Linked DNA regions of Homo sapiens: regions 1, 2, 3, 4, 5 and 6 are each linked to region 7. A link is a loop called in an ENCODE intact Hi-C map of the cell type or tissue named here. Cell type or tissue: PC-3. All regions are shown on one strand.

Region 1 (4,000 bases), 170 kb before region 7:
ACAGGCATGAGCCACTGCGCCTGGACAAGTAAGCAATTTATATAACTGTATTGGAAAAATGAAGAGAGGGAAATAGGAAGGGTTAGAGTTGGATAAGAAATCAAAGGCTTCAACAATTTCCTTCCTAGGATCATACTCTATACATATTTTTGACACATATGCAAAGATTTATGTACAAAGATTTATGTACAACAATTTATGTACAAAGATTTCCATCATTGAATAAGAAATAGCAAAAACAGAGATGACTTAAATATCTATGAATTGGAGACTCTAAAACAGATTATGTTTGAATGAAATACAGTTTTTGTGGGGTGTTTTTGAGATGGAGTCTCACTCTGTCGCCCAGTGCAGAGATGTGATCTCAGCTCACTGCAACCTCCGCCTCCAGAATTCAAGCAAATCTCCTGCCTCAGCCTCCCGAGTAGCTGGGATTATAGGCACGTGCCACCACACCTGGGTAATATTTGTATTTTTAGTAGAGACAGGGTTTCACCATGTTGGTCAGGCTGGTCTCGAACTCCTGACCTCAATTCATCCACCCGCCTCAGCCTCCGAAAGTGCTGGAATTACAGGTGTGAGCCACCGTACCCAGCCTATTTTAATTTTTTTTTTTTTTTTTTGAGACAAGGCATTGCTCTGTTGCCCAGGCTGGAGTGCAATGGCACAATCTCGGCTCACTGCAACCTCTGCCTCCTGGGTTCAAGCCATTCTCCTGCCTTAGCCTCCCAAGTAGCTGGGACTACAGGCGCAAGCCACCATGCCCAGCTAGTTTTTGTATTTTTAGTAGAGAAGGGGTTTCACCATGTAGGTCAGGGTGGTCTCAAACTCCTGACCTCAAGTGATCCACCTGCCTTGGCCTCCCAAAGTGCTGGGATTACAGACATAAGCCACCGCGCCCAGCCCGCATTTGTTTTAAAGCCATCCCCAATATATGCTGACGTGATCTCTGGATACTGAAAATAAAACAAGACAAAATACACAAACAGAAACAAAGTGGAGACTAATGGGTCCATATACTACCACCTGTGAGTATTTTAATGCATGTATCAATATACACATACACATTCACAAACATTGAGTCTTATGTATATACAGACTATCTGAAAAAATACACAAGAAACTGCCTGTAGCAATCGACTTTGTGGAGGGGAATTATGGTTAAGAGGGCAGAGATAGATAGGGAATTGATGTAGTTTGGATGTTTGCCCTCTCCAAACCTCATGTTGAATATGCTCCCCAGGGCCGGGCACGGTGGCTCACGTTTGTAATCCCAGCACTTTGGGAGGCCGAGGCGGGCGGATCACAAGGTCAGGAGTTTGAGACCAGCCTGACCAACATGGTAAAACTCTGTTTCTACTAAAAATACAAAAATCAGCTAGGCGAACTACGGGTGCCTGTAATCCCAGCTACTAGGGAGACTGAGGCAGGAGAATCACTTGAACCCAGGAAGCTGAGGTTGCAGTGAGCCCAGATCACGCCACTGCACTCAGCCTGGGCAACAGAGTGAGACTCTGTTGAAAGAAAGAAAGAGAGAGAGAGAGAGACAGAGACAGAGAGAGAGAGAGAGAACTCCCCACTGTTGGAGGTGGGACCTGGTGGGAGGTGTTTGGGTCATGGGGGCAGATCCCCCTTGCCATCCTCATGGTAATGAGGAAGTTCTTGCTCCGTTCACGCTCTGTTCATTCACATGAGAGCTGGTTGTTTAAAGGAGATTGGCACCTCCTCTCTCTATCTCTCTCTCCTGCTCTCTCTCTTGCCATGTAACATACCAGCTCCCTCTTTGCCTTCTTTCATGAGTGGAAGCTTCCTGAGGCCTCACGAGAAGCAGATGCCAGCACTATGCTTCATGTACAGCCTGAGAACCATGAACCAAATAAACCTCTGTTCTTTATAAATTACCCAGCCTTAGGTATTCTTGTATAGCAACACAAATGAAGTAATACAGGGACCTACTCTTCACTGTATATAATTTTGTCACTTAAAAATTTTATGCTAGTGAATATATTACTTATATAATAAATACATGAATATTCACTATTAATATTATTCATGAATAATATAGTAATTATTGATTCAAATGAATAATTTTTCAAACGAAGGATAAAAGCAACCTGTTAAAAGACGAAAAATTTTTAAAAACACAAAATTAGCCCCCTTAATAGCTTCATATATCAAACATAATCTTAAAATATCTTTTCAGTATGTTTAACAATTTTCCTTTAGGTGGCAGTAATTACATATTTATTTTTTATAATAGCCACCTGACTAGCCTTTAGAATCAGTTCAACAATAATATTTGGTTGTCTTATTTTTCCTTTTCATAGGAAAAAAAATGTTTAAATATTAGAACCTACATTTATAAAATGCATGGCCCAGAAATGTTCCTGACTATTGTTATTGAAAATGAGAGAAAACAAGTTACAATTCAAGGGATATAAAACAGACTGGAAGGATATTCACCAACATGTTGGCAATGTTTGTCTCTGGGAAGTAGAACAATTAATAGGTGAGTTTGTTTTGCTCTTTTTGCTTTTCCAAATTTTCTACCATGAACATGGTTTTGTTTGTTTGTTTGTTTTTGTTTGTTTGTTTGTTGAGACAGAGTCTTGCGCTATTGCCCGGGCTGGAGTGCGGTGGCGTGATCTCGGCTCACTGCAACCTCCACCTCCTGGGTTCAAGTGATTCTCCTGCCTCAGCTTCCCAAGTAGCTGGGATTACAGGCAGCTGCCAGAACATGGTATCTTTTAACAGCTTGTTTATTCTGCAATCCTGACCCATTAAAGGCTTCTTAAGCCCTGGATAATTGAAGGTGGTATGGGCTTCAGTCTTATCTGGCTCTCAAGTATTTCTAATATCACCAACCCCTTTGATTTCTTAACTGTGGAATGAAAATAATGACAGAAACTTTAGGCATCTCATTATATGACTATCGAGGGAGAGGTTTGGGAGTGAAGGATCCTTTTAATACTCCTCAAATCCAGAAATTATTTACTACCAAGTTAATAAAACTATTTCAGGACCTTCCTCCCATCCACCCCACCCCACCCATTTGTATTAATCCCTTTCAAAACCTTATAACTAATTGTGAATTCATCATTTCATATTTTTAGAAGGCCCACAACACTAGATCCACCATTGCCAAAGCACACCAAAATACTCTTTGACAACTTTGTAAACATCCATGCTCTGAAAGGTATGGGGGGAATATCTGTAAGCTCCCCACTGAACTAAAGTTCTCCAGGCCAGGGACCAAGCTTCCCACACTTTTCTAACCCTGTTGCCTAGTACATGTCTGGCACACTTCAGGCATTCGAAAACATTTGTAGGACTGTTGAACAGAAGTAACTATTCATGGATAGGTAAAAGCCTCCCTAAGTGTTTTCTTATTCATGGGATAGTTGAGAGTAAATTCTTATAGAGCTGTGTCTGGTGGCTAGCAGAAAGGCTATACCTACTCAAATCAACAGGCCGCACAGAAAAGTCTCCTTGTCCCCAGAAGGGCCCTCGGGAGTGACTGGAGAGCAGATCCCGCCAGGTCACCACAGTGCTACACTTCAGGTTGGCTCTGTGCCCGGCTGAGGAAAAGGAATCTCTCTCCCCTCCTTGAAAACATGCCTCAGCATATTTATCTGTGAAACAGAGAAGAAAACAAATATGGTATGTGATTTACAAATTCGCTCAAACAGGAATGCAAACTGGTGTGAGACACCAAATGAGAAGAGTGAGAATTTAAATGCCAGTGCCCTGTGATGCAACAATTCCCCCTCTGGGTGTACACCCCAAAAAATGGAAACAGGGGCCGGGCACGGTGGCTCACGCCTGTAATCCCAGCACTTTGGGAGGCCAAAGCGGGTGGATCATGAGGTCAGAAGATTGAGATCATCCTGGCCAACTCGGTGAAACCCTGTCTCTACTAAAAAATACAAAAAATTAGCCGGGCCTGGTGGTGGGAGCCTGTAGTCCCAGCTACTCGGGAGGCTGAGGCAGGAAAATGGTG
Region 2 (4,000 bases), 96 kb before region 7:
ATGAGCAGTGAGGATGACCAGAGATCACCATCATTGCCATCTTGGTTTTGGTAGATTTTGGCTGGCTTCTTTACTGCAACTTGTTTTATCAGCAAGGTCTTTATGACCTGTATCTTGTGCTGACCTCCTATCTCATCCTGTGACTTACAATGCCAAACCTCCTGGGAATGCAGCCCAGCAGGTCTAAGCCTTATTTTACCCAGCCCCTATTCAAGATGGAGTCACTCTGTGGTCAACGCCTTTGACAATCACAGCTCACTGCAGCCTCAAATTCCTGGGCTCAAGGGATTCTTCTGACTCTTCAGCCTCCTGAATAGCTAGGACTACAGACATGCCACCATGCCTGGCTAATTTTTATAATTTTTTTTGTAGCGATGGGGTTTCACTATTTTGATCAGGCTGGTCTTGAAAATCCTGGGCTCAAGCGACCTTCCCGCCCCAGCCTCCCAAAGTGTTGGGATTACTGGTGTGAGCTTCAGCACTGGCCAGTTATGAACATTCTTTTTGTTTTTTTGCTTTGTTTTTTTTTGAGAGGGAGTCTCGCTCTGTTGCCAGGCTGAAGTGCAGTGGCATGATCTCGGCTCACTGCAATCTCTGCCTCCCGGGTTCAAGTCATTCTCCTGCCTCAGCCTCCCAAGTAGCTGGGATTACAGGCGTGTGCCACCACACCCAGCTGAGGTTTGTATTTTCAGTAGAGACGGGGTTTCACCATGTTGGCCAGGATAGTCTCGGTCTCCTGACCTCATGCTCTGCCCGCCTCAGCCTCCCAGGAAGTGCGGGGATTACAGGCATGAGCCACCATGCCCTGCCATGAAAGTTCTTAGGGGTTGAATCACAGTGCCAAATAGCTTTATAAAGAGATTATTTCAGTTTACACTCCCACTCACCATGTCTGAGAGTACCCTTTTTATCTCACCAGCCTTGACTGTTATCTTTCACTTAAATATTTACTAATAGGATACCCAACTAAAATGTTGCAATTTTTGGTCTGTTTGCTGTTGCAGAAGATAGGATAAAATCAAGGCTTTTGGAGTCAAACATATATTTGGGTTTGGTCACTGCTCTGCCACTTCCTAGTTTTGTTACATTGGGGAAATTACTTACCTCTTTTTAAGCTGTCTTATTCATCGATTTTTTTTAAAGGGTCAATAATAGTATTTATCCCAGAGGGTTTTTGTAACCATTAAAAGAGACAGTCATGTAAAAGAATTTCACACCAGTGTCTGGCACCTGACCAACAACAGTGAATCCTTCACTTTCAGTTGCAAAAGTGTGTTATATAATTTCATTTGATTAGTGTACTATGTAGGAATTTACATAATACTTTTTTTTCTTACCTACTTCATGGGAAGTATTACGTAATACTTTGACTATGCCTGCAACCTGATGTGGTAGGCTGAACAATAACCAGGATAATTCTTGCACCCTAGGGAGAGGTAAGGAGTGATCTTTTGGTGGTCCCTAAGAACCACAAGAACCTATTTGGTCGCAAGTCACACACCTGGTTCCCATCCTTGAGGAATTTGCTATCTAAAGGCCCTTGAGTTTAACCCTTGAGTCTCTTGGGGGCTTTTAATTGTTCGGAGAGGTCTCAAAGGGCAATAGTGGAAACTCACTGAAGAGGCAGGCTAGTGAAAGTGATTTGCAGATATTTCCTGGAAAAGCTACTGTCTCACCTAAGGTAAATGCTAAGGCAGGAAGTATAGGAGTTATTTGTCCTATAAAAGTAAGTATACTCAGGCGTTTTGTTATTTGAATCTAAAGTTTGTTCACAAAAGATAAGCTAAAAAAAGTATTGCAAACAGGGCAAGCCAGGCGAATCTGATTTTGTGCGCTTGCTGTTTGTATACTCATAGCAAGTTTTGCTCCCTGAATCATCCCAGCAGACAATACTGAGGGGACTCAGCATGGATTAGATGACAGAAGACTGATCCAGAAGTCAGGAGCTTCCTGTCTCATCCCAGCCACTAACTAAAGTGAGTGGGCTAGACTTAGTCTTAAGATCGAATGCCTAACTTTCTCTAAATCTAGAATTATGTAGGTTTGGCGGCTCTTTGGGGCCCTACTTCCAACTTTTTCTTGCTAACCAACTCCTTCCAACTGCCAAAGCATGTCGTTGGTAATAAAAAATTATCACACATCCTTGCTTGGATTAAAATTTGCACTCCTGATTTGGGGTCTTATCCATTGAGGTTTTGGTGAAGTTTGAAAATTGTCGCTGAAAAATTAAGTTTTTCTAGTTGGCTAAAACCTGCCAAAATAATGTAAACGTTCTTTGTTGCAAATCTAAATTCCGCTCAGGTAGGCCCTTTTCTCCTTCCCAGTCCAGGATCTTCAAACCTAACAGCCAAGTCTCACGCTTCATTTGGTCCCCGGCTCCCTCTGGGAAGAATTCCTCCTCTGGGGGCGACGGCAACGCCCTCAGTGAGTTTGCTGGCACCAGCGGGAGTTTCAAGTTTCCACTCGTTGGGGAGGCGGCGGGCACACTCCGAGCTTTGGGCTGGGCGGCTCCGCTTCCCTCGACCGCAGGTTTAGCTGGAGCCCAGCGCTCTCTGGAAGGGCTCGACCCTCCGGCGCATTCGCCCTATTTCCCTGGGCGCTCCCGAGCCCGCAGCCACCCACCTCGCGTTGGCCGGCCCCAGACCGCGACCCCCGGCCACGCCCGGAGCCAGGCCTGCGGCTGCGAGCCTGCGGGAGGGGCGGGGCGGGGGCGGCCCCCAGCGGCGGCGTTGGCGCTCAGTCCGCGGCGCGAGGACGGCCGGCCGGCAGGGGGAGGCGGGGGGGCGCCGGGCAGCCCCGCCTTTTCCCGCGGAGGCGCCGAGCGGCCATATTGCGGAGCTGTCTGCGGTGGCGGCGGCGCCTCTCGTCTCCCGCGGGCCAGCGCTCGCACCACCGCTTCTCCCTCCCTGTCGCAGCCGCGCCGCCGCGCAGCGCCCCAGCCACACGCCGGCGGGCAGAAGCCGCCCGCTCTCCGGGTAAGGCGCGGCGCCCTCCCTTCCCCCACTCCCCGCTCCCGGTTCCTCCGGAGACGCTAAGGTGGCGGCGCGAAGTTGCGGGGCCCGTGCTGCCCGGCCGTGGCGCCGCCGCCAGGGCTTGGCGCGCCTCCGCTCGCGCCCAGCTGGCCGAGGCGCCACTGTGGTAACGGCCCGGCCGGCCAGGCTCCTCCCGGGGCTGGTAGGGGCCGCGAGGCCCTGCCCGAGTCGTGGCTGAGCCGCGGCCCGAACGTGCCTGGCCGGGCCAAAGTCGACCTTCGCCGCCGCGGGATTCTCCTTTCCTCGGGGCGCGGAGTCTGCCTTCAGCGCCGGTGTCGGACCCCCAGCGCCCTGGGGACGGTGGGCTCCCGCTGCCTGGACTGGGCCCCGGGCCCGGGCTGGCATGGTCCCAAGGGTTGTTTGAAAATCCAGATATTCAGCGTAGGTAGAATTCGATTTTACATTTATTAGAACTTGTTCCCCGGCCTCCAGTTTGAAAGGAGGGGTGTTAAATTACTAGAGAGCGTGCGTTCCGCCCCAGTGGCAAAGGGGATGTTGCATGACAGGCTTTGGGGCGCCAGTCGCTCCCGCCGCTCGCACCCGCCAGGCCAGGGCCGCGGTTCCCGGCCGCAGCTCTACCTGCTGCTGTTGCAGCTCTCGGAGCCCTGTAACTTTCTCGGGCCCTTGAGGCCGCTCAGTTTTAGTGTCTCAGACCCCACCAGACAAGTTCAGTACATGATATCCCTCTTTTCCTTTAAAGGATTCTAAACTCAATTCCCGGACTAACTTTGAAAGGGGGCAGTGCATTTTTGTTTTTTTTTTTTTTTCAGTTTAAACAGACTACATCACTTCCTAGACAGATGTCATGTTTCTTCAGACATTCCCAATATTTGGTGGTTTTTTTTTTTCCTTAAAGAGTAGTTACTAGGTTGGAAATGTGTTAAAAGTCAACTTCATAAAAATATATTTTAAAATACATTTGAGATTTTGGTGGAAGACACGTTGCTGAGGAACTCGATGGCATTCTT
Region 3 (4,000 bases), 230 kb before region 7:
GTACAAAGAACAGAACAATGGTGTCACTCTATTATTCTTTATAAACAAGAATATAACACTAACACATCCTGAATGTTAATATTTTACATAGCATGCTATAGGTTAAACTTCTTCAAAAAAAAAAACCACAAAATAAAAATTTGAAACCTAACAGTTTCACTTATGCATTTTAAGAAATGTTTCATACTCACCAAAGCCATCAATATCTAGATTATTTTCAACCACAACATCTAGCAGAGAATCACCAACTTTTCCTTTGGTTGTTAATGTTTCACCATCACGGTTTATAAAGTGGACTGTTATTTTATCTTCTGAGCTGGAAAAAAAAACAGTCCTTTAGTATTTTTAGTAATTTCAAAACATAATTTAAAATAATTGGTTTAAAAGCCTATAAGGCCTCCAGAGTAGATGGGAATACAGGTGCCCAGCACCACGCCTGGCTAATTTTTTTTATTTTTATTTTTTGTAGTGACGGGGTGCCACCATGTTGCTCAAGCTGGTCTCAAATTCCTGGCCTCAAGCCATCTTCTCAACTTGGCCTCCTAAAACTCTGAGATTACAGGCCTGAGCCACCATGCCTAGCCGAAGGTATTTTCTTTTCTTTCCAAAGCTTATTTGGAAATCAAAGGCATATATATCTACCCACCTACCAGGTAATAAGCTCTACTACCTTACAGGAAATGGCAATGACTACCTGGTCAACGCCACCTGGTGGCCTCAGTATATGTCTCCCTAATAGTCACAGTTATAAAACATTTGGCAATTATTATCACTCATGAACTCTATTTTACTCTCATACAAGCCAGTGCAGTAGCTTGCACCTGTAACCCCAGTACTTCGAGAAGCTGAAGTGGGAAGATTGTTTGACGCCAGAAGTTTGAGACCAGCCTGGGCAACATGGCAAGATCCCATCTTTACAAAAAATAAAATAATTAGCCAGGTGTGGTGATGTGATCTGTAGTCCCAGCTAATTGGGAGGCTGAAACGGGAGGATCCCTTGAGCCCAGGAGGAGGAAGAGGCTGCAATGGGATATGATTGCACCACTGCACTCCAGCCTGGGCAACACAGCAAGACCCTGTCATTTAAAAAAGAAAAGGCCAAGTGTGGTGGCTCATACCTGTACTCCTAGCACTTTGGGAGGCCGAGGCAGGGGACTGCTTGAGCCCAGGAGTTTGAGACCAGCCTGAGCAACACAGAGAGACCCTATTGCTACAAAAAATAAAAATAAAAATGAGATGGTTGTAGGTGTATGAAAAATAAAAGGCATGGTGGTATTTGCCCATAGTACCAGCTACTCATGGGGCTGAGGTGGATCACCCGATCCCAGAAGTTCAGGGCTGCAGTGAGCCGTGATTACACCATTGCACTCTAACCTGGGCAACAGCTCAAGGCCCTGTCTCAAAAAAAAAAAAAAAAAAAAAAACAAAAAAAGTCATCACACAGCTCTCTGAAAAACATGAATGTGTCCATAAAAGACTAGACCAGGGTTGTAGTGAGCTTCTAAAAAGCAAATCATGGCCGAGCATGGTGACTCACGCCTGTAATTCCAACACTTTGGGAGGCCAAGGCGGGCGGATTACCTGAGGTCAGAAGTTCAAGACCAGCCTGGCCAACATGGCGAAACCCCGTCTCTACTAAAAATACAAAAATTAGGCATGGTGGTACATGCCTGTAATCCCAGCTACTCGGGAGGCTGAGGCAGGAGAATCGCTTGAACCCGGAAGGCAGAGGTTGCAGTGAGCCGAGATCAAACCACTGCACTCCAGCCCGGGTGGCAGAGTGAAACTCTGTCTCCAAAAAAAAAAAAAAAAAAATCAATAGGGCGATTGCTTTTCCAGTGCTACATAGAATACTACTGCTGAGAGATGTTGTTTAGTAGTTTTCTGCGTATTTGACATCTCATTTCAGTCCACATTGTATACTTACAAATCAAAGGGACTAGAAAAAGTTTATTTGTTTGAATCTGTAAGATAAATACCTCCTTACATGTTTTTTTAAGATAGTATGTTAACTATCAGCTAGCTGACTTAAATTTCCTTCACTTCTCACAAACATCCCTCCAAAATTTGAGAAGCCATTATACTAAAAACTAGATCCTTATTCCTCCACCATTGGTCATTTTAATTTTTACCTCACACTTGAAAAGATTCTCTTCAACTTAAAATAATGAGTTGTTATTCTTATTACTACCAGTAGATGGCAATAGCCCATCAAACAAATCTTTAAGTAAAACTCAGAATTAAATAATTTCAGAGCCATAACTATCTCGAAAGTTATCAAGTCCAGTGATCCCATTTCACAAATGAGGCAACTGAAGCCCCACTGGGATAATGCCCTCCCTAATATTATAACACTGGGAAAAAAAACAGGATTCTATTCATTAAAACTCATCAAAAGGGTGTGTGTGTGTGTACCAGAATGTTCCTCAAAAGGGCCTGCGCTCTCCAACTTCTTTTCACAGCCAAAACATGCTTTAAAACTAGTATTCCCACATATTATTCATAATTTTCAACATGAATAACTGCCATTTTTTTCAAAGTACAATGGCTGAGAATGAAAATACCCTAGAGGCAGGGAGGCCACTTTGGAGGTTATCAAAACAGCATAAACTAATCAGGGACAGAGAATGCAGTGACTTAACAGACATCCAGGAGGTAGACCAAAAGGTTTTAGTGACCATCTACATAAGATAAACTGAAAAGCGGAAAGAAAAACATTGGGATTTCCAGCTCACACAATTAGGTGGTACCATTTAACCTAGGTTTAAGACAGGAACCAAAGGAACTTTGGGGAAGACAGAAATAAGTTGAAGCTTAGACCTGCTGAATTTAATAATGAAAAAGCCAGATGAGAATGTCCAAACACCAGATGGCAATATGGGTATGGGTCTGAGCCCAGCAGAGAAGTCTAGAGATTTGACATCAACGAATGCCTGGTAGCTAAAGCTACAGGAAGCACATTAGAAAGAATTCCATCATTTATACACACTACTGAAAGCCAGAGGTTTCAGCGTTGCTGTTCTTCTGAAGCACTCTAGAGCTAAGCTTACAGCAAAGGAATTCGAAATCTCTTACATCAGCCTCCTCTTCTATAAAATTGGACAACATTAATCTTATAGTTCTGACAATGTATGCAAAATACGTAACACATAGTAGAATTCAACACACACTGATTAATAACTGTTATTTAAAGACCAAGCCCTTTTGCTAAGAAGCCCAACCTGTTGGTCTGTATTAAAGGTAAACAGCCCTACAAAAAACTGCCAAGTAAGAGTATTAACAGGTTTACCAAAGAAGAGGAGAGGAGGCGGAAACGAAAGAAAAATGTAATTCTTAAGTTGAAAGAGTATGGAACCTAAGAGTCAGAAGATGTAGACCCTATGCTGGGAGTGGTCACTCACGCCTGTAATCCCAATACTTTGGGAGGCTGAAGCAGGCAGATTACTTGAGGCCAGGGGTTCCAGACCAGGCTGGTCAACATAGTGAAATCTCATCTCTACTAAAACTACAAAACTTAGCCGAGTGTGGTGGCACGCGCCTGTAATCCCAGATATTCGGGTGGCTGAGGCACGAGAATCGCTTGAACCTGGGAGGTGTAGGCTGCAGTGAGCCATGATGGCACCACTGCACTCAGGTGAAGAGTACACCAACACCTCCAAAATCACCACTAAAGAACTAACCCATTAACCAAACACCACCTGTGCCCCCAAAACTACTGAAATTTTAAAAATAAATAGAAATTTAAAATTTTTTTAAAATCCGCAAAAACTTCTTGAGTTCTAGTCCTAGTTTTGCCAGCTACTTAATATGAAATTTTTATTCCCATTTATCTACCCTCCCTACCTCATAGAATTGTCTTAAGAGTCATACGAAACAATACACGTGAAAGATCTTTGCTACCTGAATCACTGCAAACCCCCTTGTGTCACGGTATTTTAGAGTAAAAGGAGTTTTTCTGACTCTCAATTACTGATAGCTTATCGAGTTGTTAAACTTCAAA
Region 4 (4,000 bases), 180 kb before region 7:
GTGAGCTATTTTGCAGGCTGGTAAACTTTCATCTTAAACTTCTTTGGTTCAGGTGAGGGCAACTAAGGTGGTGGGAGGGGACAGGGTATCCAAGCAGGGGCCTGGTATATCCTGTTTCTTCTGTAGTTTGCTGACTGAAGCCGATTCAAGGCACTTTGTCTTGGAAATGGACCACTGTATACATTATTTCTTTCATCAAACCTGAGCGTAGAAGTAAAGTGAAACAGCCAAAAATGCAATTCCAACTGTTAGAAAGTTATAGATAGGCCGGGCGCAGTGGCTCACATCTGTAATCCCGGCACTTTGGGAGGCTGAGGCGGGTGGATCACCTGAGGTCAGGAATTCAAGACCAGCCTGACCAACATGGTGAAACCCTGTCTCTACTAAAAATACAAAAATTAGCCAGGCACAGTGATACTTGCCTGTAGTCCCACTTACTCAGGAGTCTGAGATAGGAGAATCTCTTGAACCTGGGAGGAAGAGGTTGCAGTGAGCCGAGATCACACCACTGCACTCCAGCCTGGGTGACAGAGTGAGACTCTGTCTCAAAAAAAAAAAAAACAAAAGAAATTTGCAGATAATATCTTGGACCAGATTTCCCTGAGAGAAGGAGGGTAAAGGGCCTGGAAAACTATATAAGAAATGTGTTCACTTAGAACCACCCAGCACTTTGGAGGCCAAGGCGGGCTGATCACGAGGTCAAGAGATCGAGACCATCTTGGTTAACATGGTGAAACCCCGACTCTACTAAAAAATACAAAAAAAAAAAAAAAAAAAAAACTACAGGGCGTGGTGGTGCGCACCTGTAGTCCCAGCTACTCAGGAGGCTGAGGCAGGAGAATCGCTTGAACCCAGGAGGTAGAGGTTGTAGTGAGCTGAGATCGCATCGTTGCACTCCAACCTGGGCAACAAAGCGAGACTGTCTCAAAAAAAAAAAAAAAAAAAAAAAACCCAAGACTCAAGTCAGTCCATGTGATCCTAACAGAAGTAAAAATTATTAATGGAAGGTTCTTCAGAAAGGCAACCTTTGCACACTGAAAACAGCAATTTAGGACCTGTAACATGAATGAAAGTCTGTAGCTTCCAAAAGTCTTTAGTCCAAATAATTAATTACTATTAAAGGACACTAGAACTTTCCTCCAAAAAGCAAAATGTGTCCAGGGCCAGGCGTGGTGGCTCACACCTGTTATCCCAGCACTTTGGTCCAAGTGGGCAGATTGCTTGCGGCCAAGAGTTTAAGACCAGCCTGGGCAACATTGCTAAGCCCTATCTCTAGAAAAAAAAATATAAAAATTATCCAGGCATGGTGGCAGTAGTTGCAGCTACTGGGAGGCTGAAGTGGGAGGATCACTTGAGCCTGGGAGGCAGAGGTCACAGTAAGTCAAGATCACACCATTGCACACCAGCCTGGCCAACAGAGTGAGAACTTGTCTCAAAAAAAGAAAAGAAAATGTATCCAGGAGGTAGGACCAAAAAACATTTAAACTCTTTGTGTCCAGGAATAGAGCAGAGACCTTGAAAAGGCAGAATTAAGTATAATTGCTGTGGTCTGAATGTTTGTGTCCCCCGCTAATTCGTATGTTGAAATTCTAACCCCCAAGGTGAGGATGGTATTTAGAAAGCAGGCCTTTGGAGGCCTAGGGCATGAGGGCAGAGTCCTATGAATCAACTAAGTGCCCTTTTAAAAGGGCCTCTGCCCCTTCCACCAAGTGAGGACACAGCAAGAAGTCATGCTCTATGAGAAAGCTGGCTCTCACCAGACACCAGATCTGCTGGCACCTTGATCTTGGACTTCTCAGACTTCAAAACTGTGAGAAATAAGTTTCTGTTGTGTATTAGCTACCCAGTTTACGGTATTTTGTTGCAACAGCATGAACAACCTAGGACAATAATTTTAATGTGTAAAATTAAATTTAAATGTTAAATTAAGTTTAGCCTAAAGCTACTTCCTTACATATTTTAAGTTCAGCCTAAAGGTTTCTCCATACATAGTGAACTGTAACCTAACTGAATGTGCAAACAGACTATGACCTGCTCTTGTGACAAGCAGCTGAGGCTCAGCCAATCACAGCAGCTGAGTTTCAGCCAATCACAGGTGGCCAACTGTTTGTATAAGGCAAACACCCAGCTGTCACCAATCCAGCTGTTTCTGTACCTCACTTCTGTCTTTAGTCCGTCACTTTCCTTTCTCCATAAATGTTATTCAACCACGTAGTAGCCCCGGGTTTGCTCTGAACCTGTTCTGGTTCTGGGGGCAGCCCAACTATTGTATCATTCTCTGCTCAAACACTGTTAAATTTAATTTGTCTAAAGTGTTTCTTTTAACAAAGAGAAGGTGTATTAGATTTCCACCTAATTTGAAAATTTCAAAGCCATAATGGAGAAGCGCAGGCACTACTGGTCATTTTTGTCCAGTAGATGGAGCCCTAGTAGAAAGGAAACAGTCTGGCAAGTATCAAAATTTCTCAGAGGAAGATTTGAACGGGGAATTCACTGTGGATTCCACACCCTAAGAGTCCATTAGGCAGCCTGCCAGAGTTCTCCCCAGCCAGTCTGAGTGAGAACTCCCAGCGGAAGGACCCTGAAATGAACTAATAAAGTAACCAGCAGGACAAAGCAATGTGCCATGGAAAGAACAACAGATTTGATTTTAATCCGAATGCCAAGAGTTTGTTTTTGCAAACATACAAAACTTTAGGAATTAAGGTGGGTTGGAGGTGGATTTGTGATACTCATTGGATTAGAAATAAAAGGTTAACAAGTATATTAAAATTAAAGCCATAAGGCTGTGATTTTATGGTGTGTATGTATTTGAGGGAAAGAGGAAAAAATACATTTAAAAGGCTTGTAATTCCCTAAATACCCATGACTTATTAATTATACATGGAGTAATTAATAATACATAGAGTAATTATTACAATAATACATGGAGTAATTAAAATTTCTGCAACATTTGATTATCAAGATGTGATATAATTTATTGAATTGGATTATAGTTTGTGGATGTGCTTAGCGCTCTACTACTTTTTAAAATGCTCTCCCACACATCATCATCAGAGCACATCTCAGAGATGGAAATTTGTGATTTGCCCAAGGTTAGTGGGGCAACTGATAAAAAAAGGATCCTGTCTTACATACTCCCACCCTTTGTTGTAAGCTCCTGTTGGATGCCAAGAATCACCTGCTGCCTTAGTTCTTTGAACAGGTTTTATGTGTTTGATGGAAAAAGGGCACTTTTCAAGAGAGAGAATAGCTGAGCTTTGAAGAATGGAATGACCAGGATCTGAGTAGAGAGAGTGGCAGGAAGGGGAGCTGGGGCTAGGCAAGCTTGGGTTCACAGAGCTGCCCCTCTCTTATCTACCTGGTGGAGGGGGAGTAGAGATCATGATACTCCAACCCCTCTCTTCATGAACCTGGAGTAGGGAGAGTAGAAGAGAGAGGGAACAGGGGAATCTCATAAGATTGCTTGGTAGCATAACGACCTCGGCGAATTTAAAGTGGAACTGAGGTCCTTAGTCTTAGTCCATTTGTGCTGCTATAACAAAGTATCTTACACTGGGTAATTTATAAACAACAGAAATGTATTGCTCACAGTTCTGGAGGCTGGGAAGTCCAAGATAAAGTGCCAGCAGGTTCAATGTCTGGTAAGGGCTCATTGCACAGAGATGGTACCTCTTGCTGCATTCTCACATGGTAGAAGGGAGCAAACAGCCTCCTTTTAATCTCCTTTACATTATCCCATTTATGAAGGCAGTCTTCATGACTTAATCACTTCCCCCAAAGTCTCCACCTCCATGCTATGACATTGAGGATTAAGTTTCAGCCTATGATTTTGGAAAGCATACCAACATTCAGACCATAGAACCAGCCAATGAGATTGTGGGCTATTCTTCCACCATACTCAATGGGCAAAGACATGGAGTAGGGCAGAGAGCTGGATTTAACCAGGGTTGGAGTTTGGCCAAGTGAGTTTAAAGTACAATTAAAAGGACAAGGGAGT
Region 5 (4,000 bases), 260 kb after region 7:
AAAAATGCTCACCATCACTGGCCATCAGAGAAATGCAAATCAAAACCACAATGAGATACCATCTCACACCAGTTAGAATGGCAATCATTAAAAAGTCAGGAAACAACAGGTGCTGGAGAGGATCTGGAGAAACAGAAACACTTTTACACTGTTGGTGGGACTGTAAACTAGTTCAACCATTGTGGAAGTCAGTGTGGCGATTCCTCAGGGATCTAGAACTAGAAATACCATTTGACCCAGCCATCCCATTACTGGGTATATACCCAAAGGACTATAAATCATGCGGCTATAAAGACACACGCACACATATGTTTATTGCAGCACTATTCACAATAGCAAAGACTTGGAACCAACCCAAATGTCCAACAATGATAGACTGGATTAAGAAAATGTGGCACATATACACCATGGAATACTATGCCATAAAAAATGATGAGTTCATGTCCTTTGTAGGGACATGGATGAAATTGGAAATCATCATTCTCAGTAAACTATCACAAGGACAAAAAACCAAACACCGCATGTTCTCACTCATAGATGGGAATTGAACAATGAGAACACATGGACACAGGAAGGGGAACATCACACTCTGGGGCCTGTTGTGGGGTGGGAGGAGGAGGGAGGGATAGCATTAGGAGATATACCTAATGCTAAATGACGAGTTAATGGGTGCAGCACACCAGCATGGCACATGTATGCATATGTAACTAACCTGCACATTGTGCACATGTACCCTAAAACTTAAAGTATAATAATAATAATAATAAAAGCAACTTCCAGGAGAGGTAGATACTCTTTCTCTTCCATGATCTGTAGGTGTTTTAAAGTCTCCTCCTCTCTCCCCCATAATATTGGTTTATTCTTCTAAGTTTGTGGACAGAGCTTTGAAGAACTGAAGAAAGCAGAGAATTCCTGAGAGTACAAACTGCTCACACAAGCCAGTCGGAACATTTTAATTGTTCTAAATAAATTTTATTCACTTTTGCTCTTCCTTACTCTTTGGGGATGCCAGTTTCATAAATTACTTCCTACTCTGCACGTACTTGAGATTAGGGTCTTAGTTGGCACAGGGTCCAAGCAGCCGCTTGACCCAATGGTAAGTGACTGGGATGATACCCTCCCCAGGCTCCTATTTTATGTAATCCAGCACTCAGTGAGTATTTTGGAAATGAATATTTTGGGGAGAGAGGGGAAGGGGGTTATCCTTCTGACCTACTTACTGATAGAATTATCCGTGAGGGTGCAGTCAGCTTATCACTCATCTGTAGTGGGGAAACAATCTCAGCTGCTTAGGAGGCAGACAGGCTGCAGAAAGAAAGCCAAGACTCTGAGAACCCACTCTGGTTCAGAAACAGAAGTGTTTGTTTCCATCCTTACAACTCTGAGGCCAGGAGAGTATATTTTGCAAGTCATGAAGGAGAGATGATTGGGTCAATGACCAATTACGTTTCTGAGGAAATTGCTACGAAACAATACTCCACAGTCACAGCCAGAGGAATGCGGAAGCCTGGAGTCTCATACAACTGATGGAGCAGTTCCCTCTAGTGGTCGGAGCCTGCGCTACCGAATGAAGCAAAAGCATGTCTTGTAATTCCACAAATTAAGGCTCAAGAAAATAGACCCTTTTCTTAGTTCAGGCCATAACTAGCAACCTCTGATGTTCATAGGTGAATTTTCAAGATTTGTAAAACAAGCCAACTTCCATGGGCTCCAAGACGGGACCTAGGTTATGATTGGTAGACAGCCACCCAGATGCAAAATTGTGAGGTACTCATTTGCCTTTGACATCTCAGCCTCACTTTCATTATTAAAAAAACTTCCCTGTGCCACAAAACTTCTCGATTCTCCTGAGTGCAGCCCATCCTATATATATTATGAATACAAACCTATTGCCTCCATCAAGATCTGTGATCTAGTATCAGACTGTTAACATTTTTCTGTGAAATTAAGTATTTCCCAATGGAAATACATTCTAAGCCTTGTTTAATCCTCGTAACAACCATGAAGTAGGTTTCTATTTTATTTCTTGTTTTTCAGATGGAGAAACAGAAACATGGAGGTTATGTAAAGTGCCCAGTGTCACCTAGCTAGAAGGCTGACTCAAATCTTGAACTTGAGTAAAAAGACCGAGGTTATGTTCCTGATTGTGTGTTTTGGGGCAAGTCCTTGAAGCACCTCTGAGATTTTCTTACCTATGAAATGGGGATAATAATTCGTGCTCTGTGTACTGCGCTAGGTTACTATGAGACCATTCATTTATTTCCCAAATATTTGTTGAGTGCCAACCATATGTCTACTGGAAGCACAACTGTGATGACAAATGTGTTCTTGACTTCATGGGCTTTGCATTCCAATGAGGAAGACAGAAACAAACAAACAAAGTCATTGCAAATTGTGCTAAGGGTTTTGAAGGCAATGATGCAGGAGTTAAGTTAGGGAAGCAAAGTTGAGGGTGGTGGAGTGTGTATAGTGGTGTGACTGCATTACTTCAATTACTTCAGGTCGGGGAGTAGGGTGATCAGCAAAATCTCAGAGGAGGTGACATGTTAGTTGAGACCTGGGTTTGACTGGGAACTTGCTGTGGAGAAACATTGAAGAGGATGGGAGAATGGATTGTTCCAGATGGAATGGCATGTGCAAATGCCATGTTGTGAGAAAGAGCTGGCTATATTTGTAGAAACTGAGGAAGACCAGTATGACATCATCAGTGGAGTTATTGCACGTAAAGATGTGGAAAGAGCTATAAAAATTAGGGAGTACAAATACTCTGAAACAAAGGCACAGACACATTTGTTCCACTTAGGCCAGCTACAACAGAAGGTTTCATGAAAAATCTGGTTAGAATAATCCCAATCGTTGTTCCTCCTCTTTGCCTGTAGATGCATGTGGCAACCTCTGCTGCTGCCCATTTTTTAGTGTGGCGGGACAGTTTATTGAAACATTTGGGTCTATTTTTCTGTATTTTCTTCTTTCCTGTTCTCCTGCGCTGCCCTGTGTGTTTTGTCTCAGGAATTTTTTGCAGTTTTATTCAGTCTTTTTATTAAAACCCTATACCATGGAAGGAATAAAGCTGGGCACCATTTTTTTCTCTCTGTTTTCTCTCCATGCCACTTGTTTTTTTAAATTATGATTTTTATTTACCAAAGCATTATATAGTTATTGTAAAACACAGATATGCAAATCAAATAAATTTTAATTACCTAATATCCTACCAGGCAGAGGCAAGAATTATCAAGCTTTTAATGAATACATAGTCTTCTATAACCTACTGTTTTCCTTTGATATTCCTCTGCAATTCTTTTTAACTTTTAATATTTTTCAAAACTCGATTAAAATAATTAGGCCTTAAAAGTTACTAGCAAAGACAATCTTTTAAAGAATTAAACAGTTAAGAAAAATGTATAGGCTGTACTTACCATTAACTTCAAAGCTTAAGTATATGATTAATTAACTAAATAATGTTTTATCACACATTTAAAGTTTACTTTGGTGTCAAAAATCTCTAGAAAATTATCCACAACTTTGAGGATTCTGGTTTGGTAAGTGGTAAGACTTCTGTAGGTTCTGATATCAACTTAATCATTTCCCTTTTCTTCTCTCTGATTTCTAGTTCTCTAAGGTATCCTTACATCAGAGAGAAGATAGAAATAGCTATAGATCAAATTTAAAAAAATCCAAAAACTTAGCTGAGTATCTGGCACACAATAGAGATTCAAATAACGCTAATTTCTTTACTTCCATTTTCTTTCTCTAATCTAAGAACATAGAAGCTACCCAGGTTTATTTTTTTCCTAATTAGATGAAGATATTTTTCCTTCTTCCTCCCTCTCCCTCATCTCCCTTTCCTTCTTTCCTTCTTTCCTTTCCTTCCTTCCTTCCTTTCTTCCTTCCTTCCTTCCTTCTCTTGCAAGAATTATTACACTTTTCCATCTTCTTTCTAGCTGGATATTTAGATAAACTACTTATTGCTAATTAAGTTTGGATATTTATTACTTTTAGC
Region 6 (4,000 bases), 350 kb after region 7:
TTGACTTTCAAGTCTTATTATTTAAGCAATATATTTCATGAGGCTAGAGCTGCCTTAGATAGCAATTCATCTCATGGATCTGGGCAAAGTAGACTGAAAATCTTCTGGAAAGGATTCATCATTCTAGATGACATTAAGGACATTCATGGTTTATGGAAGAAGGTCAAAAATGCACATTAACAGGAGTTAGGCAGAAGTTGACTCCAATCCTCATGGATGAGTTTGAGGGCTTCAAGATTTCAGTGGAGGAAGTAACAGCAAAAGTGGTGCGAATAGCAAGAAAGCTAGAAGTAGAAGTGGAGCCTGAAGATGTGACTGAATTGCTGCAATCTCATGATACAACTTCAATGAATGAAGAGTTGCTTCTTATGGATGTACAAAGAACGTGGCTTCTTTCTTTCTTCTTTTTTTTTTTTTTTTGAGAAGGAGTTTCACTCTTGTTGCCCAGGCTGGAGTGCAGTGGTGTGATCTTGGCTCACTGCATCCTCCGTTCCTATGAAGATACTGTAAAAGTTGTTGAAAGGACAACAAAGCATTTATTTTTTATTTATTTTATTTTTCTTTTTATAGATTTAGGGGGTATAAGTGCAATTTTGTTACATGGTGCATTATGTAGTGGTAAAGTCTGGGCTTTTAGTATAATCATCACCTAAATAGGTATACCTTGTACCCCGTAGGTAATTTTTCATCCCTCACCCGCCACTGAATTTCCCACCTTTTAGAGTTTCCAGTGTCTATTATTCTACTCTGTATGTTAGGTGTACACATTATTTAGCCCCCACTTATAAAGGAAAACATGTGGTGTTTGACTTTCTGTTTCTGAGTTATTTTACGTAAGATAATGGCCTCTAGTTCCACCCATGTTGCCACAAAAGTCATGATTTTTTTTTTTATGGCTAAGTAGTAGTCCATGATTTATCACATTTTTTTAATGCAATCATCCAGTGATGGACTTTTAGGTTGATTCCATGACTTTACTGTTGTGAATAGTGCTGTGATAAACATATGAATGCAGGTAGAATTTTATATAATTATTTATTTTCCCTTTGGGTAGATACCCAGTAGTGGGATTGCTGGATAAAATGGCAGTTCTATTTTCAGTTCTTTGAGAAATTAATAAAACACCAAAATCAGGAGAAAGCAAAATGTGGTGAATGTAATTAAGGAAGATTTTATGGGAACAGAATTTGTTTTGACTCTAAAAAAAGGTAGATAGATAAGGGAATAAAGAATGGGCATTTATTTACATGCTATATTTTCTCTAAGGAGACACCACCATTCTATAAGCAGCAATATTTTGAGCCTTGGCAGGCGAGAATGATAAAAATGAAGACCCCAAGATACAGAAAGTTGTGTTAAGTCACTGAAGTGGTGACCGAATGACCTGAGCGTCTTCCAGACACATGTATTGCCAGATTTTGTCTTTCTGTGAATGTACATTTCATTGCTCTTCTTGAGGAGACAAATATCCATAACTGAGTATAGTAACTATTCATATAGGAAGCAACTAAAAGAAGTACTTTAAGATGTCTTTGCTGTTTAACTTTCTGGTTTCTAGAGCTATGTCTCCGCCTGATGGGAGGTAATGGAATTACGGTAAATTTACAAGGGCAACTTGAATAGAATCATGCTTATTACATCAGCTAGAAAATCACCCAGCTAATTATAGGAAACAGAGAAAAAAATCCCCAAAACAATGATGACCATAAAATATGTAGTTTGCTGAAGTTACATTTTCTTATTGCAGTGAATTACTTAAGATGTATTTCTTCCCTATAGAGAGCTATACTGTTTTAATGCATGTACTATTGGGAACATTGAAAAGCATCAGTGCTATTTCATTTAAGGGGTGTTGTTGTTGCACTTCTCAAAAAGTATTTCTTTATTTGCTGATGTGTATTTAATAAAAGGATAAACTTCATCTGGAATGTTATTGACATCAATTTGAGGGGAGGGGGTTGTTGTGGGAGGAATATATTAGAGAGAAATTTCAAAATTTTTCATGGATACAGACAGTTCCCATACATGATTCATGTAACAAAAATATAACAGTATTTATTACACTTCAATTTTTACTGGACTTAGTATATATCAGTCTTTGCAGTTTTTGTGACTCGTTTTCTTCTAATCCCTGATAAAAGCATGGATTAACATATTATCAGCCTCTTGGTTTAGAAGTAGAGATGAGGATTTCTGTGTTTCAGAATCACCCATGGCCTCTTTTGGTATAAAAGCTAGAGTTGAAAATAGCATGCAATATTTAAAAAAAATCACATTAGTTATTTAAGATCACATAATAAACAAATTTAGATATGTTTTAGAACTCTTTATCCTTTGTCTGGGAAAGAGAGTACTAAGAATTAAGCCACAGTAGGTTTAAAAAATTACTTGATTTATTGGATAGTTATGAGAAAGAAACTAACAATTGGCAAATATCCTGAGCGCTAAATTTGGCTAGGTGCTTTAGATAGATAACATGCTTTTGAAAAAGCGGTGTTATTTCCCCAATTCACAGAGGGGGAAATAGGTATTTAAGCAACTTGCCTAGGATCACATTGCTATTAAGATGTGAACCTGATAGAACTGGCCCCACATCCTCATCCTTCTCACTGCTTCATTTATATCCCCATTGTAGAAATTAGAGGAGCTTTATTGTAGAAATGGACTCATACAATTATGGAAGCTGAGAAGTCCCACGATCTGCTGTCTGCAAGCTGGACCACCATGAAAGCTGGTGATGTAATTCAGGTGGAGTTCAAATGCCTGGGAACCAGGCCAGGCTGCTGGTGTAAGTCTCAGGTTCACAGGCCTGGGAACCAGGAGCTTTCATGTTTCAGATAAAATAAATTCATCCTTTATTCACCTTTTGGTTCTATTCAGGACTTCAGTGGATTGGATGATGCCCATTAACATTGGTGAGAGTGATCTTTACTCAGTCTGCCTATTCAAATGCTCATCTCTTCCAGAAATATCTTCAAAGACACACCCATAAATATTGTTTAGCCAACACTCCCTTAGCCCAGTTGAGTTGATTCATAAAATTAATCATCACACACACTCCTCATTTCAGCAAAAAAAGCTGAGTGGGACCAGCACCCAAAAGTAATAGGCCAGTTAAGGAAATGATTTAAAGCCAAGTCAGTGAAAATACTTAACAAAAATGCAAATGTCAATACCTTATATTAGTATGTAATGTCTTCTATTTGTAATACCTATCAGTTTAGAAATGCTTTTATAGACATTATTTTATTTACTCCTCACTGCAATCCCAAGAGAAAGAAACAGCTGAGAGTGATTTTCTTTTTTTTTTTTTTTTAAACAGGTCAGGGGATTGAGGCTTGGATAAGTTGTCTCTTGCCCAAGACCACTGAGCTCCTTTTGGTGTGTGATTTCTGCAGACCTAAATGAAAAATGTATTTGTCTCACCACTTTCTTTTCTATTCCCATCCTTCATACCTCATTGTGGGCTTTCCGTGCTAGGCATAAGGTATGGAGAAAATGCAAATTTAAACCCAGTGGGTTTTACTCCCTGGCACCCTTCTCATCTTTGAGTTCAGAATCTCAAAGGCTTTCTTTCCACAGAAAAGCATATGTTAACTCATCACTTACTGTACCTCAAGTAGATACTTTTAACAACAACAACAAAATTGGTGATGTCCAGCAAGATACAAATTTCAAGCTGAATGTGAAAATGATTTTAAGATGTCAAAAGTTAATTAATTCAAAATTATCATCAACTACATTTTGAGCTCCGATTCTACTCTGAGATACATGTATTCAACAAATATTGTTCAATAAATTAGTCAATGATTCCATAGTACTGAAAGGCGGGGCATGGTGTGACGGAGGAACCACGTTTGCCATTTGCCAGCTGTGAGAGCAATGGCAGGTTAATCTTTCCTAATTATTTTTTCATTTAAAAAAACGAAGCTGTTTATGCCTATTTCATGGGGCTTTAGTGAGGAATAAATAATAGTGCATGTAAGGGACTTTGTAAAGT
Region 7 (4,000 bases):
GTAGTGTTGCAGTTAATATGGGAGTGCAGGTATCTTTTTGATATAATGATTTTCTTTTTGGGGGGTATATACACAGTAGTGGGGTTGCTGGATCATATGGTAGCTCCATACTGTTCTCTATAGTGGTTGTACTAATTTACAGTCTCACCAACAGTGTACAAAGGTTCCCTTTTCTTCACATCCTCACCAGCATTTGTTATTACCTGTCTTAATAGGATAAAAGCCATCTTAACTGGGGTAAGATGATTATCTCATTGCAGTTTTGGTTTGCATTTCTCTGATGCTCAATGATGTTGAGCACCTTTTCATATATCTGCTGCCATTTGTATGTCTTTACTTTTAAAAAAAAAACTGTTGGCTGAGTGCAGCAGCTCATGCTTGTAATCCCAGGAGGATTGCTTGAGCCCAGGAGATCAAGACCAGCCTGGGCAACATAGTGAGACCTCATGTCCCACCCTCCCCAACCAAAAAAAAAAAAAAAAAAGAAAGAAAAATTAGCCAGGTGTAGTGAAGCACACATGTGGTCCCAGCTTCTCGAGAGGCTAAGGTGGGAGGATTGCTTGTGCCTGGGATGTTGAGGCTTCAGTAAACCATGATCATGTCACTGCACTCCAGTTTGGAGGACAGAGCAAAACCCTGTCTAAAAGAAAAATGTTAATATACTAAACTAGACAGATTTTTTTTTTTAGATGAAGTCTTGCTCTCTTGCCCAGGCTGGAATGTGAGTGGCATGATCTTGGCTCACTGCAGCCTCTGCCTCCAGGGTTCAAGCGATTCCTGTCTCAGCCTCCAGAGTAGCTGGGACTACAGGTGCAGGCCACCACGCTCGGGTAATTTTTGTATTTTTAGTAGAGATGGCGTTTCCCCATGTTGGCCAGGCTGGTCTCAAACTCCTGACCTCAGGTGATCAACCCCTGGCCTCAGCCTGCCAAAGTGCTGGGATTACAGGTGTGAGCCATGGCCTGTACTAGATAAATAGATTCTTTAAAGTGTTAAACTAGGCCGGGCGCAGTGGCTCATACCTGTAATCCCAGAACTTTGGGAGGCCAAGGCGGGCGGATTACCTAAGTCAGGAGTTTGAGAGCAGCCTAGCCAACATGGGGAAACCTTAACTCTACTGAAAACACACACACACACACACACACACACACACACACACACACACACACACACACAAAATTAGCCGGATGTGGTGGCATGTGTCTGTAATCCCAGCTACCTGGGAAGCTGAGACAGGAATCGCTGGAATCCTGGAGGCAGAGGTTGCAGTGAGCCAAGACGGCGCCATTGCACTCCAGCCTGGGTGACAGAGGGAGACAACATCTTAAAAAATAAGTTCAACTAGGTTTGCGTCCCTTATTATATATTCTAACACATAATTTAATATATATTCTTGCTATAACTTGATATATATTCTAACCCATGGCTTACCGCTTCACAAATCCTGAGCCTCCTGTGTTGTGAATATCCAGCTCATGTGATTTTTATGTATCTCACCCTCACTACCCTTCAGTTGCTGCTGCCTTCAGCTAAAATACTGTCATCTAATCTCATGCCGCCACCTGGTGGCAAAGCTTGGAAATTTCTGACGTCTCTTCACCTTTCTTTCCCTGTTAGGGAAACTCATACATGCAGTTTTCTCCTTCAGTTCTATTCCCTCTCTTGTGCCTTTCATCTATTAACTTTACTCCCAAATCCTCCTTTCTCATGCTCTCCTAAATTTTCTCATTATTTTCATGAAAAATAATTCTCTTCCTTTGCTCTCTCTGCTCCTTTATGAGTCTAAATCTACATAAATAGTACTACTAGTTAATCACAGTGAGAATAATATTACTAGTGACTATGGAAAAACTACAGCTATACATTTTGAAATGACATTTCTTTTTTTTTTTTTTTTTTTTTGAGACGGGAGTTTTGCTCTTCTTGCCCAGGCTGGAGTGTAATGGCCCGATCTTGGCTCACCGTAACCTCCAACTCCCAGGTTCAAGCGATTCTCCTACCTCAGCCTCCTGAGTAGCTGTGATTACAGGCATGCGCCACCATGCGCGGTTAATTTTCTTATTTTTAGTAGAGACAGGATTTCTCTATGTTGGTCAGGCTGGTTTCGAACTCCCGACCTCAGGTGATCTCTGCCTCGGCCTCCCAAAGTGCTGGAATTACTCAGCCTGAAATGGCATGTCATACAATAAAGTGCCAGCCAGACTAACCTTCAAAGTCTTTGAAAATAGTTAGAATTCCCTTTAAAATGTTCTTAAATTTCAGGTACTATTGAACCATCGAATTATTTCTGGCCAGGTTAACATCAAGCTCAAGTATTAAAGAAGAATTATAAAACCATTAATAAATGTCATTGTTTCTATGTTCCTTTATTACAATCTTTGACAAATTTGGAGTTTCTACTGTATTTTACTGCAAAGACTCAGCTTTTCATTATGGGTTAAACTGCCTAGAAACAAAATCACTCTTCATGACGTGGTTTCCATGGGAAACAGCCCACCACAGCTGCCCTTTTGGTTCATAACTCATTCGTAAGATAGAGATTGCTAGTAACTGCATTTCTAATTGTTTTACCCACAAGGTTAGAAAATACTGTAACCAGTATTCTCCCCAGTCAGGGAACTGACTCATGGATACGTTTGGCCAGTTTAGCAGTTTCTTTGTCAAGTTAATTCTGACTTTGTTTTATCTCTAAGGGATATATCGGAGAATGGCAGGTGAGTCAGCTGAGGAAGACAGACCAGAGAGAGTAGGGCTGAAATTGACCTCTTTAATTCCGGCAATGCCAACGTGTCTGCAGAGGAGGTAGTTTTCATGGTTTGTTTGTCTTAACCTATCCAGTCTTTTAGTAGGCAGGTACTGAGAATTTGCTTATTCAAAAACATAGCAACTATTGATTTCAGAGTAGGCACTATAAAGTATTTTGGATCCATTAGTCTGGTTGCTACCTGAAAATAACTTTAACAATGCCTCGGTTAATCAAAAGAGAACTTCACATAAAATATAAAATCTGGTAGAACACATTACTGAATGACATGAAGTTCTGATTTTTATGGCTTTAAGACAAGACCTACTATTCTAAATAATAGGTCTTATTATTGAAAGAGACTAGTTAGCTTGTGTAGAGTTGCTGCACTATTTGAAGTCTAGCATCTATTTAAAAGGAAGGTTTAAAGTTATTCTTATTTCCACATTCTAATCGTGGAGTTTCAAAGGTGGACTGGAAAAAAAAAGAGGTTAAAGATTAGGCAGACAGTTTGACAATAACAGGCCCTACATAATCCAGGCTGACAAGAGCGCCCTGATGTTGCAATGTGCTGAGCAAGTAGTCAGCCTGCCCATTCAGCTTCCTACTGTGTTCTTTTGCTAAATGCTTTCTAATCTCTTAATGTCTCTTTTGAAAGGTGGGGACCCAAACTGTATGCATTGTTCCAGATGCGCTCTTGCCAAAGCAGCATAAAGCAAATGTAACCCTTAGGAAGAAGGCTCCCTCCCTCACTAGGTAAGTACAACTGGCAGCCGTGGCCAGGGCCAGCTCACCTGCCCACTAGACCTGCCACACCTTCCACTGCCAGGATGCTGGTGGGACCTCATAAAATCTGAACCTGTTCATCCACAGGACCTGTGGATTTCAAGTCAAAGGAACTGACCAAGAGCAACCTCTATCTTTACAGCCTCTGATTCCATCCCTTCCAGGTTCTTTCCCAATAGTTTGCATCTCTTGGGCTCTTTGCCAATCAAGAACATCATCCTCCAATTTAATAATTTTGAGGTGAGCTAGAATTTATTAAAATGATGTTTTACCTGTAATCTTGGTGAGCTGATTGGACCTCCTACTTTAGGGGATTCTCTTACCTTTAGAAAGAGCCCTCTCTAGCATTGAGAATGAAAGTATTATGGTGCAAGTTCTCTTATGACACTTCTGTTCTGCTGGGAGGTTTTTCTTCTTTTTAAAAAATCCATATTCAGGCCTGGTGCGGTAGCTCATGCCTATAATCCCAGC

The links. A loop is a pair of places that touch in the nucleus more often than their neighbours do. Peaks named below come from ENCODE experiments on the same cell type or tissue, not always from the same donor. Only the 100,000 strongest peaks of a DNase experiment are listed, where the experiment ranks them.
Region 1: it touches region 7 in a loop (10-fold over the local background); 106 of 110 quality-filtered maps call a loop at or near these places.
Region 2: it touches region 7 in a loop (3-fold over the local background); 21 of 110 quality-filtered maps call a loop at or near these places.
Region 3: a loop joins it to region 7, with 14 times the contacts of the local background. A loop is called at or near these places in 91 of 110 quality-filtered maps.
Region 4: a loop joins it to region 7, with 10 times the contacts of the local background. A loop is called at or near these places in 106 of 110 quality-filtered maps.
Region 5: it touches region 7 in a loop (6-fold over the local background); 36 of 110 quality-filtered maps call a loop at or near these places.
Region 6: it touches region 7 in a loop (16-fold over the local background); 9 of 110 quality-filtered maps call a loop at or near these places.

Annotation. Positions count from the first base shown.
Region 1 is chr11:110,365,993-110,369,992 of GRCh38, reverse strand. It overlaps LINC02732 (long intergenic non-protein coding RNA 2732), which reads right to left. Exons shown (of 4, transcript NR_135100.2): 2 at 3,459-3,632. Among named protein-coding and RNA genes, the nearest start is that of LINC02732, 13 kb to the right of the region's middle. In PC-3, a CTCF peak has its summit at 2,254 (motif pointing right); no DNase peak of the experiment used is centred here.
Region 2 is chr11:110,295,442-110,299,441 of GRCh38, reverse strand. It overlaps RDX (radixin), which reads left to right and starts at 2,828. Exons shown (of 14, transcript NM_002906.4): 1 at 2,828-2,975. RefSeq lists silencers at 2,446-3,245, 3,296-3,345, 3,356-3,455, 3,586-3,645 and an enhancer at 2,859-3,731. In PC-3, no CTCF peak of the experiment used is centred here; DNase peaks (open chromatin) are centred at 811, 1,891 and 2,431; H3K4me3 peaks cover 3,084 bases; H3K27ac peaks cover 3,979 bases.
Region 3 is chr11:110,432,150-110,436,149 of GRCh38, reverse strand. FDX1 (ferredoxin 1) reads right to left here. Exons shown (of 4, transcript NM_004109.5): 2 at 192-316. Among named protein-coding and RNA genes, the nearest start is that of FDX1, 4.2 kb to the right of the region's middle. In PC-3, CTCF peaks have their summits at 519, 718 (motif pointing left) and 2,214 (motif pointing right); a DNase peak (open chromatin) is centred at 699; H3K4me3 peaks cover 165 bases.
Region 4 is chr11:110,375,313-110,379,312 of GRCh38, reverse strand. The region is part of intron 2 of LINC02732 (long intergenic non-protein coding RNA 2732); the gene reads right to left. LOC107984385 (a long non-coding RNA gene) reads left to right here and starts at 1,712. Exons shown (of 2, transcript XR_007062885.1): 1 at 1,712-1,810. In PC-3, CTCF peaks have their summits at 2,199 and 2,400 (motif pointing right); DNase peaks (open chromatin) are centred at 2,092 and 2,452; H3K4me3 peaks cover 1,121 bases; H3K27ac peaks cover 329 bases.
Region 5 is chr11:109,943,928-109,947,927 of GRCh38, reverse strand. LOC105369484 (a long non-coding RNA gene) reads right to left here and starts at 1,399. Exons shown (of 3, transcript XR_948004.2): 1 at 1,221-1,399. RefSeq lists an enhancer at 1,571-1,660. In PC-3, a CTCF peak has its summit at 1,553 (motif pointing left); a DNase peak (open chromatin) is centred at 1,487; H3K4me3 peaks cover 1,260 bases; H3K27ac peaks cover 1,740 bases.
Region 6 is chr11:109,850,946-109,854,945 of GRCh38, reverse strand. No RefSeq gene overlaps it. Among named protein-coding and RNA genes, the nearest start is that of LINC02715, 29 kb to the right of the region's middle. In PC-3, a CTCF peak has its summit at 1,569; DNase peaks (open chromatin) are centred at 1,575 and 3,045.
Region 7 is chr11:110,199,080-110,203,079 of GRCh38, reverse strand. It overlaps a transcript of RDX not described here. Among named protein-coding and RNA genes, the nearest start is that of RDX, 96 kb to the left of the region's middle. RefSeq lists a silencer at 2,522-2,816. In PC-3, a CTCF peak has its summit at 1,573 (motif pointing left); DNase peaks (open chromatin) are centred at 1,549 and 2,679; H3K4me3 peaks cover 522 bases; H3K27ac peaks cover 2,426 bases.